Linked DNA regions of Mus musculus: regions 1 and 2 are each linked to region 3. The links are chromatin contacts, found by Hi-C or POLR2A ChIA-PET in ENCODE. All regions are on one chromosome and are shown on one strand. The core of a region is the stretch at or near the end of the contact, and the rest is flanking DNA. Distances in the headings are between cores, read along the strand shown. Region 1 holds the start of Tesk2 (testis-specific kinase 2). Region 2 holds the start of Prdx1 (peroxiredoxin 1). Region 3 holds the start of Toe1 (target of EGR1, member 1 (nuclear)).

Region 1 (4,561 bases), core at 2,004-4,503, 87 kb after region 3:
ATTTTCTTCTTATAATTAACTGTAAGTAGAAAGCGCCACTGCAGTGCCTGAGAGAGCAGGTTATTAGCTTCCCGGCATGTACATGTCTAAACCAGAATTAAGACCTTCATATGCCAAACCACACAGGACAGGGTTTGAGGAACCATCCCAAACATTTATCTCTATAAAAGAATAACGTATCATGCATTGAAATCACCCAGATGTCTGAGAACCTCACTGTTTAGACACAATCTGTACCATTGATCACTAGTTTCTAACATGTGAGTCCCTCCTTGTTGATGATAGGCCCCATCTATAATATCTCCTGTGTTCCATCTCCTGCCATCATATTGGGTAGTTATTACATCTATACAGATGACATAGTCAACACAGCCCTTAACGCTGCTGAACTATTGTAATGACCTATATAGCTCCACTTCCCTTCAACAGTACTGAGACAGTTACACCTTTTTTTCTTCCTCAGCCTTGGAAAGAACTCTGAATTTTTCCAATCATGTATTCTTACAAAACCCACTCTTCAATCACAATTCTGCTTATCTCCTCATTCTCCATCTTACTAGCTTTCTTAAAGATTTTTTAAAATTTTTTATTTTGTATGCATGAGTGTCTTATCTATATGTCTGTGTGTTATATGCATGCATCGCCTAAGGAAGCCTGAACAGGTGTTGCCTCCCCCAGAACTGGAGTTACACACAGTTGCATATAGTCACTGGGAACTGAATCTGTGTCCCCTGGGAGAAAGACCAATGCTCTTAAAAGCTAAGCCACCTCTTCAACCCCAGATTTTACTTCTTATAACTTCTAATTCAGACTGTGCAGTTAATCATAGGCCCACAGTATCATTCGCAGTCTGAAAAGTGGCTCCCATTTTATATTTCTGCTTTGCAAATTCCAGTTCTGGGTCAACCCAATCTTTTGGGGTTTGCTTTATTTTGGTTTTTGTCTGCCTGTTTGTAGGGTGTTGAGGAAAATGTAAAATCTGATGGTGGCACAACCTTTTAATTCTAGCAGAGGCGGGTGGATCTGAATAGAAGAAGAAGGAAAGGAAGGAAGAAAGGAAAGGAAAGAGAGAGAGGAAGGAAGGAAGGAAGGAAGGATCCTTACCCTTGGTGGTAGAGATGGCTCAGTGGTTTAAAGCACTTGTTACTCTTCTAGAGAACCCAGGTTCGAGTCCTAACACCCACGTGGCAGCCACAACAATCATCACTCCAGTTCCAAGGGTCTGACACCCTTTTCTGATCTCTGAGGGCACCTTCACACATGTGCACAAACATACACACAGGCACACACTTACACACCATACAGCATGATCCACATAGTGAGTTCCAAATCAGTCAGGGCTACACTGCGAGATTCTGTCTGAAACCAAACCAACAGAAGAAGCACTCATCACATAAAATAAAAATAAACCTAAAAACAACAAACCCTTGCTATTTCCCACTGATGATTCCCATGGCTATAACGCTCATGTCAGAAACTCACCGCAGTTCCGTCAACCTCCAGAGAAAGCTGATTTATCTACAGATAACTGATCACAATAAAAATAAGACCAGTCTAGTGTGATAACACGCATAATTCCCGGCTGGCCTACCCTCAAACAAGCAGAAAAAGAGAGAAAGAAGGCAGATGTGCTGCTCACTGCCGCCTGCCTTCCACTTACTCCTAAATCCGTGGGCTGACCACTGCATTACAACCACCAGATTATCAAAACTGCCTTTGAAAGAAAACAAGTCACTTCCTAATTGCCAGACTCGTGGCTTCACACTCTCCTGCTGCTTGACCTGGGAAGCGCCTGGTATCCCCCTCCCTTCTGGAGACTGTCTTTGGCTTCTGTGATACTGCCACAGTGTTCTAGCTCTCTTCAGTGTCTGTTATCCTCAGCAATGCTGCCTCTGTCCACAGCCCAATTCTCCGCTTTCTGGAGTACTACGAGGGGGTGCTAAGGTTTCAAGTATTCCTATTTAATTCCAATTTATGTCTTTAGAGCCTAACTTAATCAGTTCTATGAGCAACTTTCCACCTCTATTTGAAAAACTCGGGTTGAACTTGTCCACAACCCAACTTATCATTCTTCAGATCTACTTCTTTACATTGTTAGCACCACCAACCCAATACCATAAACCAATGAGAAAGCCCTTATGTAGAAAAGCAGAAAGCAAAAAACCCTCTAAATTCTATTCTAAAATTCTTGGAATTTCATGCCATTCTCTTCATTTTCCACAACTATTCCAGTCCATTCATCCTCTTCTCACGCACAAAACACAGCAGCCTCCTGACTACCTGGGCCTTCTGCCCTCCGGTCTTACTTTCAATCTTTCTTTCACATTTTCCAGAGATAATCCATATCAAACTCCTGCTTACAACCTTCAATGGCTCCGTATGCCTACAAATAAAGTCCAAATTCTTTAACAAGTTTTTCTCAGAGGTTTAAATTAAAAGGTTTTTCAATTGGACTAATCTGGCTTTTATTTCCAACTAAATCAGAATCGTAGTTTAGATAAGAGTCTTCTTCAAAATGAAGGGTAAGAACGTGAATAAAAAGGAGAGAAGTCTCTTAGGATAGGAGTCAGGGTGGTTAGGAGAGATGAGCACGTTTCGGAGGGAATCCAGATCTCAGAGGGAGAAGGGGGCTCGGAGACTAGTGAGGCACACTCAGTAGGGGAACGGGACGTGAAGGATTCCACAACTTCACAAGTGAGGAAGGTCAGACACAAACAACCCTTTTGAGTATAACGTCCAATGGGTTCTTGACCCCTGAGACGAGGTGGGGACTGTCCCGGGACCCGGAGGGAACTGAGAAGGAAAGGGGGAGAGGGGCAAGAGACAGTCCCCGCTTCTTTGAGAATCTCAAGTACAGCACCGGATTGTCCAGTGCTCAGCGACCCATGAGCCAAGCTGCGCGCAGGGCAGGGATGCCGAGCCTTGGTCCCCAGGCACTCTCCCGACGTTACCTGAGGCACAACTGAGCCGCGGAGGGGGCGTCTGCGCCGGCCAGAGGGTAAGGGAGGCAGCGGCCCAGAGCGAGCATAGCAGCTCCCGGCCGCGGCTGTTTAGCCTGCGGAGGAGGTGAGGGTCCCTTGGGCAGAAGCCGGAGATTGCTCAGGGCCAGCGGCGGCGCAGGAGCTGGAGGCTACTGCCATGGCCTTGCGGTCTGAGCTGCTTTCCCCCGCCTACTCGGCGGGGCCCGGAGGCGGATCACCGCTGGGACTGAGAAGGCAGCTGGAAACTCTCGGCTCCCCGCCGGTGAGTGTCTGAAACGCCTGGGGGGCAGGGGGCTGGGGGCGGGGCCCCGTGAGCTCCGCCCCCTCCTCAGGCCTCCCTCAGAGCAGCCAATCAATCGTCAACCTTTGACAAACGAGCTAATAGAGTTGCCCAATTAACGTTAGGAATGCCACGTGGTACGAGGGTGGGCACAATGGGCGTACAGAAAAGCCAATCAGCAACGCTCGGCGCCAACTCTTAGAAGATGAAGGGAACCAATAGGAAGAGAGTGGAGTTAAAAACAGAGGGGACAGTGTGTTGAAAAAGCGGAACCGGAGAGAATTCACCTTGGGGAAAACCTAGTCTAAAGAGTCTCAGAGGGCGGGACACAAGAGAGACCAATCAAACCCCCCCAAACAGAAGCGAATGGTAAATTAATTAAGCCAATTAAACAAGCACTAAACTGGCGCGGCTTTTGAATAAGGTGTTCTGCTGGATCGAATGCAGTGTCCTGCAGGAACGCAGTATATTGACAAGCTAAAATTAGCACATAATTCCTAACAACTTGAGAAAGAGCAGTAAGTATAACTTAAACGAAATGCCAAAGGGAGAGATTGAATTCAGGGAAGGCTTAGAGGATTGGTATCACCAGCTAGATGGAAAGGAGAGATATGAAAGATCTTCGAAGGGAATAACAATTCTACCCAACTGTTCATCAGGTACAGATTTCCTCACACTTTCCATAGCCATGGATCTCAAGGGTTCATAATTTTATAGCTGAACAGACTGCTAAAGAAGAATAAGAGCAGTGGGATATAGGTCTTACTCCCAACGGTTTAGGGGCCTCCCTTCAGAAATCTTTAGCATGTGAGACATAATTAAAATATGTCTAGGAGCCGAGCATGGTGGCGCACGCCTTTAATCCCAGCACTCAGGAGGCAGAGGCAGGCGGATTTCTGAGTTCGAGGCCAGCCTGGTCTACCGAGTGAGTTCCAAGACAGCCAGGGCTGCACAGAGAAACCCTGTCTCGAATAACAAAAAAAAATAAATAAATAAATAAATACTAGGGGCAGAAAGCAATGGTAATGTACCATGTGGTCCAGGGTTCAATTCCCAGCACTGAAAATAATAACACCAATGGAATGTAGTGCTACTGACAGCTGAGTTTATGAAAATGTATAGTAGGAAATAAAATTGCAAGAGGCTGAACATGAGTGGAGTTTAAATAATAAAATTATCTTTTTATTTTAAATGCTGTGTGATTTATCCTTGAACAGAAGCATAACCTAAACAGGGAATTGTTTGAGGAAGAGTAATTAGCTCACAGAATCTCTGAAGGGAGGTACTCAGGCACAGTTCT
Region 2 (4,050 bases), core at 792-3,291, 120 kb after region 3:
AAAGCATACTTTCTCTAGAAATGACTCATACCTAGGATATCTACCCTTGTTATCACTGTCCTAACCTTGACTTCACTTCAACCTAAAGACATGTGAAGTGGCCTCTTTAATCTTACCTTTGTATTCACTTAGGCTGATATCTTTGAATTGTCCATCTGGCATAACAGCTGTAGCTTTGAAGTTGGGAGCAGGATACCCAATTTTTGCATTTCCTGAAGACATCTTGCTATCAGCTGGAAAAGACAACAAAAAAAAGTAAACCCTATTCTTCTAAATAAGCAACAGCTTTCACCTACCTAGGAACTTAACTGTAGCTCAATCAGAACACAGGCTCACAGTTAAGGGTCCCAACCCAAAGCTCCAACTCCAGGGTAAAATTGAGACTGAAAAATCAGCCTTTGTTTTCACTTGCTAACAGCTCCACAGTGTGTCTAAATAGGTCAGCTCTCCCACCCTTTCTAAGCCAGTTTTTGCAATGGCATTTTATTCTGCATATTCATTAGGGAGAAACGGGAAGGAAATGGAACAGACACAAAAATCCCAAGCACATCAATGCCAGGACACTGGCATTTATTGCTTCAGATCTTTAGGTGTTCTGTTTAAGCTTAAGTTTTCTCTGCATAACTTGTTTGAGGCCAACCTAGATTTAGTAACCGTGTCTTAAAACGTTCTTTAGGTTTAACCCAGGGACAGTGGAGCATCATCCCAGCACTCTGCATGCTGAGGGAGGAGGATACTGAACCGAGGGAACACTTGTCTCAATTTCTGTATGAGGGAGGTTACGCAGGTTAAGGTAATTGCTATCTGATGACCGTAGTTCCATCTCCAGAATGCCCATAAGGATGGAAAGCCGACTTCTACAAGGTTCACACACACAAATGTTTAAAAGAAAAAAACTTGGGATGTGTAATCTCAACACTTGGGAAGTAGAAGCTTAAGATTCAGGAGTTCAAGGCTAGCCAAATTAGAGGCCAACCTATTTCCAAGATACTCTAAGAAAAATACAAAAAGAGTCAATGTACTGCTAAGAAACCGATTTCTGCACTATCGACCCAGGTCAACACCAAGACAAATAAATTGTTAAGATGTACAACATTAGGAGCTTCAGCGATGGCGCAACAATTTAAGAGCCTACACTGCTCCTTTCCGGAAAAGTCCTGGTTCAGATTCCTCCACCCACTTAGGATGGGTTCACAACCACCTGTAACTAGCTCGGGGGGGGGGGGGTGTTTACCACACAGGTAGACATACACATTAAAAAAAAACCCACAATCTAAAAGAAAATTTACGCCTCTCAGTATGAGTGCAAGTTGGAATCCAAGTTCCAAATTTCTTGGTTCATAATACCAATAACCAAAAGAAACGCCAAGAAAAAAAGCATCTTTCATCGCAAACTTTAAAAAACTTTTAACTGTTTTTTTTCAGGGACATGCTGCACCTGCAGCATAGCAACTACCTATCTGGTGTGCCCCCTAACATAAACCATCTTTTAATCAAACTTGCTTTGCAACGTGGCCCAGCATTTCCAAACTCAACCAATCCCGGAAAAGCGACTTCCGGCCGCTGAGAAGTCTCCGTAGGAATCGGACTAGAACGCCGGAGAAGGTCACGCCCCAAGCTCGCTGGAGGTTACGTTCCTACCACTCACGCCATCACCCACTATAGCACATCAGAAAACACAACGACACAGCCCAGTGCGCGCGGTAAGTTCCAGCACAAACTCGTCCCACCAAGCCATCTCCGCCCTCTATCGGTGAGCGGGAGAGGAGGAAACTGAACGTTAGCCTCAGGGTTCCAACAGGTCCGGGAACTAAGCGCCACGTGAAGAATGCGAGTAGAGCTCCAGCACTCGCGGGACCAGGCCTCGCCCTGCCGCTTCAGCCCGTGATCGCCCGGGACGAGCCGGGACCGGCCAGAGGGAGAAGGAACCAGTGATGGGCGCGAGCCGCGTTTCTCAGCGGCGATACCCGCACACTCACCAGGGTCGAGCCACAGGTCTCACAAACAGAAAGAGCCGTGAGAACGCAGGAAGAGGTCGCCCGACAGCGCGCGCGGGGAGCTGCTTTTATAGCCTACAAAGTTCTCGCGAGATTCTCACGGGCCGGGGGTGCGGGAAGAGGGGGACCTGGCTGAGCCCCGCCCCACCCTGGCCGGCCTACGGGGGATGACTCAGCGCTTTCCCTGGATGGGCCTGGAGTGGAGGGGGTCTCCAGGGGGAAACGCTCACACTTTCAGTGATGCTGTTCCCAGAGGTAGAAAAGCACTGCCCTTTGAGTCATTTCCTCGTTTAATCGGGGTACCCGGGTAATCCGTGCCTCTCTTTATTCCCAGGACCACTGTGTGCTGTGCAATCAAGACCCAAACTAGAAGAAGGGTCTGTTTTACTGCTCTTGGAAGGCCACGTCTAAAATTAAACCACGTTCAGGGGAAACTGTGCACCCAAATATTTCTCAGTCGCACCCCAGCCTCACAAACCTATTCTAGGGCTGGAAAAGCTGGCTCAGCCGTTATAAGCCCTGGCTGCACTACCAGAGGACCCAGCCTCAATTTCCAGCACCCACATGGCAGCTCATAACTGTGTAGATCCAGTTCTAGAGGATCCAACACCCTCACACATACATGCAAGCAAAACACCAATGCACAGAAAATGAAAAGAAATAAATCGTTAAGAACAAAAACAAAACTCCTGTTCTAGTCTGGTCCTCATTAACCCTCACCACTGAGGGCAGCCTCCATTGGTCTCTGATTACTGGATACTGCTTTTCTGTTTCACACCCATTTCTTGCATTATTCTTAAATCTTTCTGAATCTCAGCCTGTCACTAAACTGATTTGTGGTTTTAAAAACTGGGGCTCTGTGGTCAATTTCCTGAGTTAAAAGTCACTGTTCCAAGCCAGGCAGTGATGGCACATCTTCTTAGCACTCTAGAGGCAGAGACTAATGGAGCTCTGAGTTCGAGGCCAGCCTGGTCTCAATTCAATGCGAGTTCCAGGAAAGCCAGAGCTACACAGAGAAATCCTGCCTCCAAAAAAAAAAAAAAAAAAAAAGTCAAGAGAGTTAAAGAGGGGTCAGGCTTGATGGCCAGCACTGGGAAGGTAGAGGCAAGAGAACCTCTGTGTTTTTTAGTCCATCCTGGTCTACATAGCAAGTTCCAGGACAGCAAGGACAACATAGAGACCTTGGGGGAGGGGAGGGGAAGCCGGATAGATACAAAGCTCAGAGTTCCCATTTCATATCACATGCTTTGTGTGATTTAGGAACCCAGAGATGGATATAATCCAAACTTTACCCTCTAGAAAGTCATGCTATAAGGATGGGGCAGACATGGAAACACAACAGTTAGAAGATTTTATTAGGCCGTAGAGGTTTAGGCATAATGGTCAAGTCAAGGGACAAATGAAAGCTGGTAACTCTGTTAAAGGGACTAATCAATAAACTCAGGTCAGGGACAGCTTTCCAGGAAGTAATGCTTATCTGAGTCTACAGGCTTATCCTCTCTGCAATTAAGTGGAATTGGTTTTCCTGGTTTGAATAGATAGCCTTGAAAGCAGTTCTGAGCTTTAAGTGAGGGAGATGAAAAAGTTACAACAGAAATGATAGTTCACATCTCTATTACACAGTAAGAACTAAGTACTATGGACCAGGTTTACGGGTGCACGGCTATAATCTTATCACTCGAGAGGCTGAGTCGCCAAGACAATAAAGGAGATACTTGTCTCAAAAACAAAACAGAACAAAACACCTACCACCACATCAAATTTAGGTATTATGCTAACAAACACTAGTTATGTACGTTAAGATCTAGAGTTAGCCAGACTTGTTGATGCATGCCTTTAATTCTAGCTCTTGAGAGGCAGAGGCAAGTGGAATCTCTTGAGTTCGAGACCAGGTTGGTCTACAAAACGAGTTCTAGGACAGCCAGGGCTACACAGATAAACCCTGCCTCAAATTGTCATCCCCACTCCCGAAGAAAGATGTTAGAATTATTCTATTGTATAGGCAAGAAAAGACAAGTCTTAGTAGGATTATATTTTTTGTAAGGTCACATAG
Region 3 (4,040 bases), core at 925-3,424:
CCCGGCTAAGCTTCATTCCTTCCAGTCCAACCCAGTATGCAAGGTGCTTTGATATCCAGAGGCCAGAGTCTCATCCTTTCACTATGCTCCAACTGCCTAACTTAATCTTATTTTACTTTATTTTGCCACAGGCTCTCACTATGCAGCCTTGGCTGGCCTGGAACTCTGCCTCCCTAGTGCTAAGGTTCATGGCTTTTGTCACCACCATACCTGGCATTCTCCATTGTAGCTTTTATAGCAAGTGTAATGTCAAATTTACTTTTGATTCTTTTGGTCAATGTCTTCTTATTCTACTTTAAATGAAACAGCATTTTGGAAGCTAAGCTGGATGACTATGAACTCTGGTTTCATCTCAAACAAATAAACCAACCAACCACAAGCCTGGGAGTTGAGAAGATAGTTCAGTGGTTAGTGATAATTAGTTGGATTTCCAGCACCTCATAATCATCTGAAACTCCAGTTTCAGGTGATCCAACACCTTCTTCTAGCCTCATGGGCACCAGGGACCCTCCCTGTGCACATACATATATTCAAGAAAATACTCATATATATCAAATAAACACGGACACAGGGACCCTGTGCACATATACAGGAAAGCAGTCATATATATTAAACAAACAAAGTAAAAGTTAAAAAAAATCCCACAACTTTTGAGTGGAGATGTTGGTCAGTTAGTGACTGTCTAGGGAACATGAAGTCCTGGGTTCAATCCCGGATCCCACGTGGCTGCACAGTGGGGGCTCATGAGTTTTGATCATAGCATCCATATTGGACTGCTCATAAACCAGCTGTGATATCAGCCCTAGGCTACGGCCAGGGGGATTAGAGGGCTGTGAGATCTGTGTTGGAGGGTGGGATCCGACTGCACTCACACACACGGACCCACGCAGAAATCATACACGGAATTAAAAATAGTAACAAACCTTTTTTGTTTTTGTTTTTTGGAGACGGGTTTCTCTGTGTAGTTCTGGCTGTCCTGGAACTCACTTTGTAGACCAGGCTGGCCTCGAACTCAGAAACCCACCTAATCCGCCTGCCTCTGCCTCCCAAAGTGCTGGGGCTAAAGGCGTGCGCCACCATCGCCCACTACAAATCTTTTTTAAAAAGTCAAACTAGCCGGGCGTGGTGGCGCACGCCTTTAATCCCAGCACTCAGGAGGCAGAGGCAGGTGGATTTCTGAGTTTGAGGCCAGCCTGGTCTACAAAGTGAGTTCCAGGACAGCCAGGACTATACAGAGAAACCCTGTCTCGAAAAACCAAAAAAAAAAAAAAAAAAAAAAGTCAAACTAGAGTGGTTGTGCACACCTATAACCCAGCACTCCAGGTGTGGAGATTGCTTTTTGTTTTGTTTTATAGAGACGAGAGTTTCTCTGTGCAGCCCTGGAGCTCACTCAGTACACCAGGCTGGCCTTGAACTCAGAGATCCGCCTGCCTCTGCCTCCTGAAGGATGAGATTATTGTCAGGCACCATCCCACCCAGCCTGAATTTTTAAAGATAAGTTTGAAGCCTTTTATCTTTTAAGATAAGGAGAAATCTAGGTCGGTGGAGCTAGAGAACACTTCCTAGGATGGGACTGAATTCCGACATTGTTACCACCTACAGGTCAAATTAAGACCTACCAAAACCTTAACTCAAGTGCACATTAATACTTGGGTGAATTATCTTTAAAACGTTCCTGGTCATTTTACCACTTATCTACCTGTGTCCTGTAGAACGCTTCCCTCTCACTTCCTTATCTTTCTGGACTTGTGTCCATGCTCAGGACCCCTTTACTCGGCCGTGCACCCCTCTCTCCCGAACTCCTAGGCTTGCTTTAGCTCAGCGCAGGAGGCATTCTTTCCCCAACCCAGCGCCGAGAAGCCTGCGCTGCCCATGCCAACCCTGAGTTTGTGTAAGTGAAACGATCGGCTGTAATTTTAAGATTCCACGTTCCCGCCACCACAAATGAAAGCACAGATTACCTCCTGCGCAGTCTCCGACCGGCCGCTCCCAAGAAACCCCGAAGGGGGCGTGGCTTCGGTCAGTAGGACCGTCCAGCCAATAGACACTCAGCGCGCGCAAGGCCCACGCTCCGCACCCCGCCCGACCACTCGGAACGGAAGTTGACCCTACGGGACCCAGACGCCGAGACCCCGCCCCATCCTAGATCCGTGTCGCTTCTGGAGACGAAGCGGAAGTCTCTGCGTACCTCCAGAAGGCTGGCGAGGGGCGTCATGGCCGCGGACAGTGACGATGATGTGCCTCCAGTTCCAACGCCCTCTGACGGTGAGCGGCTCCCCAGGGATGGCCACAGAAGCCTAAGGGGTCCTGGGGAGGGAAAAGCCTCGGCCCGGTAGCTCGGAGACAGGCCTGTAGTTCTTCTTGCCTCAGCTATCTTAGACTACAACTCCCAGTGTGCAGCGCGTGCAACTGCAAAACCCGAACTGTTGTAGAGTGGAGCAGTGAGGTGGGATGGGTGGTGTGTTTTGGACGGAGCCGGTGGTTGTCAGTCGGTAATACCAGAGTGCGTAGTCGTCCACAGTAAGTGGAGCTTGGGTTTAACTTTGGAGCACTCCGGTAGCTGTTGAGGCATCATGTATATGTGGCTTTATGGGATCGGTTTGTGTTTGAGATAGGAGCATGCTCTGTAGGCTAGCCTTGAACTCGTGGTCCTTCAGCCTAATGCTCCCTAGTCCTGGGATTACAGGCTGGAGGATAAAGAATCCTCAAAGGTTATCTAGTCCACTTTTCTCCTGATCATGATGCAAAAAAGAAATGATTTCCCAGTCCCACATAAAGGCACTAAAAGACACAGATGCCCTTTTTCCAAATTTAGGGCACTGCCCATTTCAGAGCTTGTGTTTAGAGCTGGTAGATGTAAAATCTTTAAGTGAAAGCTTGTCAGTGGGCACCCCTTTGCCCACATCTAGCTTGGTGTTTGCTCCACAGGGACCTTGTGAAACCATCTAAATCCATCAACGCCCTTATCCCCAGGTGGTGTCAACAAAAACACACAACCTGCAGAGGAGTTTGTGGTTCGGGTTCCTGTGGTAGACGTGCAGAGTGACAACTTCAAGGAGATATGGCCATCACTCTTGCTAGCCTTAAAGACAGCTAGCTTTGTGGCTGTGGACACGGTGAGGAGTGGGAGGAAGGGAGGGCAGGTGGCTGTGAAGTGTTTGGTGATGGGTGTGGAAAATAACCACACTTCCTTTACCCACCCATAGGAGCTGAGTGGGCTCGGGGATAGGAAGAGTTTGCTGAACCAGTAAGTATAAGCCTTGCCTGTGATCCCAGCTCTAACAAATATGTAGGTCTCAACCCAGAAGCTAGGGACTGCCAGCCCTGGTAGTTTGGGTTCTTTGTGAAACTAACTCATGCCCAAACCCAACTCTAAGGTGCATTGAGGAACGTTACAAGGCCGTGTGTCATGCTGCCAGGACCCGTTCTGTCCTGTCCCTGGGCCTCGCCTGCTTCAGGCAGCAACCAGATAAGGTAGGAATTACCTTCATCCCAGGTCTGAGGGAGGCATGGGGCCTGAGAGTTGAGATCTTAATGGTGGAAATTTTTCCTCCCAGTTTTTGGTAAAGTAGATCCTCATGTTTTTCAGGGTGAAAATTCTTACTTGGCTCAAGTGTTCAATCTCACCCTGCTATGCATAGAGGAGTACGTTATAGAACCGAAGTCTGTGCAGTTCCTGGTACAGCATGGCTTCAACTTCAACCGGCAGTACGCCCAGGGTATCCCCTACCATAAGGGCAATGACAAGGTAGCTCTCCAGCTTCCTCTGGCCTTGAGTTCGAGTCCCGTGTGGTTTATTTCTTGCTTGCATAGGCCTGGGGGGTGGGGGGTGGGGGACATGTGTGTGACAAGGCTCGAGAAACAAGACCTTTGTGGAAGGGGCAGGGCGGGGTTAGATAATGAGGCGGTGCTTCCCCAGTGGGAAACCTGGTTAAGTGTGCTGACTGGGTGCTGACTGGGCATCGTTGTCCTTCCCCTTCCACCTAGGGAGATGAGAGCCAGAGCCAGTCGGTACGGACGCTGTTCCTTGAACTGATTCG

Evidence for each region. Hi-C counts contacts between places; a loop is a spot of excess contacts on that map. ChIA-PET counts read pairs that join two places held with the same protein, here RNA polymerase II (POLR2A).
Region 1: a map of heart shows a loop between it and region 3 (2.5-fold over the local background). The contact joins the promoter of Tesk2 here to the promoter of Toe1 in region 3. A Hi-C loop is called at or near these places in 1 of 37 maps with a recorded cell type or tissue (heart). POLR2A ChIA-PET finds 5 or more read pairs at or near these places in 3 of 5 experiments (Patski and embryonic stem cell).
Region 2: POLR2A ChIA-PET joins it to region 3 with 18 read pairs in embryonic stem cell. The contact joins the promoter of Prdx1 here to the promoter of Toe1 in region 3. POLR2A ChIA-PET finds 5 or more read pairs at or near these places in 4 of 5 experiments (Patski and embryonic stem cell).

Annotation. Positions count from the first base shown.
Region 1 is chr4:116,719,647-116,724,207 of GRCm38, reverse strand. It overlaps Tesk2 (testis-specific kinase 2), which reads right to left and starts at 3,253. Exons shown (of 11, transcript NM_146151.4): 1 at 2,952-3,253.
Region 2 is chr4:116,683,590-116,687,639 of GRCm38, reverse strand. It overlaps Prdx1 (peroxiredoxin 1), which reads right to left and starts at 2,041. Exons shown (of 6, transcript NM_011034.4): 1 at 1,980-2,041; 2 at 117-233. The coding sequence starts at 222. AV051173 (expressed sequence AV051173) reads left to right here and starts at 1,618. Exons shown (of 3, transcript NR_040442.1): 1 at 1,618-1,703; 2 at 1,802-1,995; 3 at 2,332-2,678.
Region 3 is chr4:116,805,693-116,809,732 of GRCm38, reverse strand. Toe1 (target of EGR1, member 1 (nuclear)) reads left to right here and starts at 2,174. Exons shown (of 8, transcript NM_026654.2): 1 at 2,174-2,265; 2 at 2,974-3,116; 3 at 3,207-3,247; 4 at 3,378-3,474; 5 at 3,590-3,748; 6 at 3,988-4,040. The coding sequence starts at 2,214. It overlaps Mutyh (mutY DNA glycosylase), which reads right to left and starts at 1,999. Exons shown (of 16, transcript NM_133250.2): 1 at 1,962-1,999.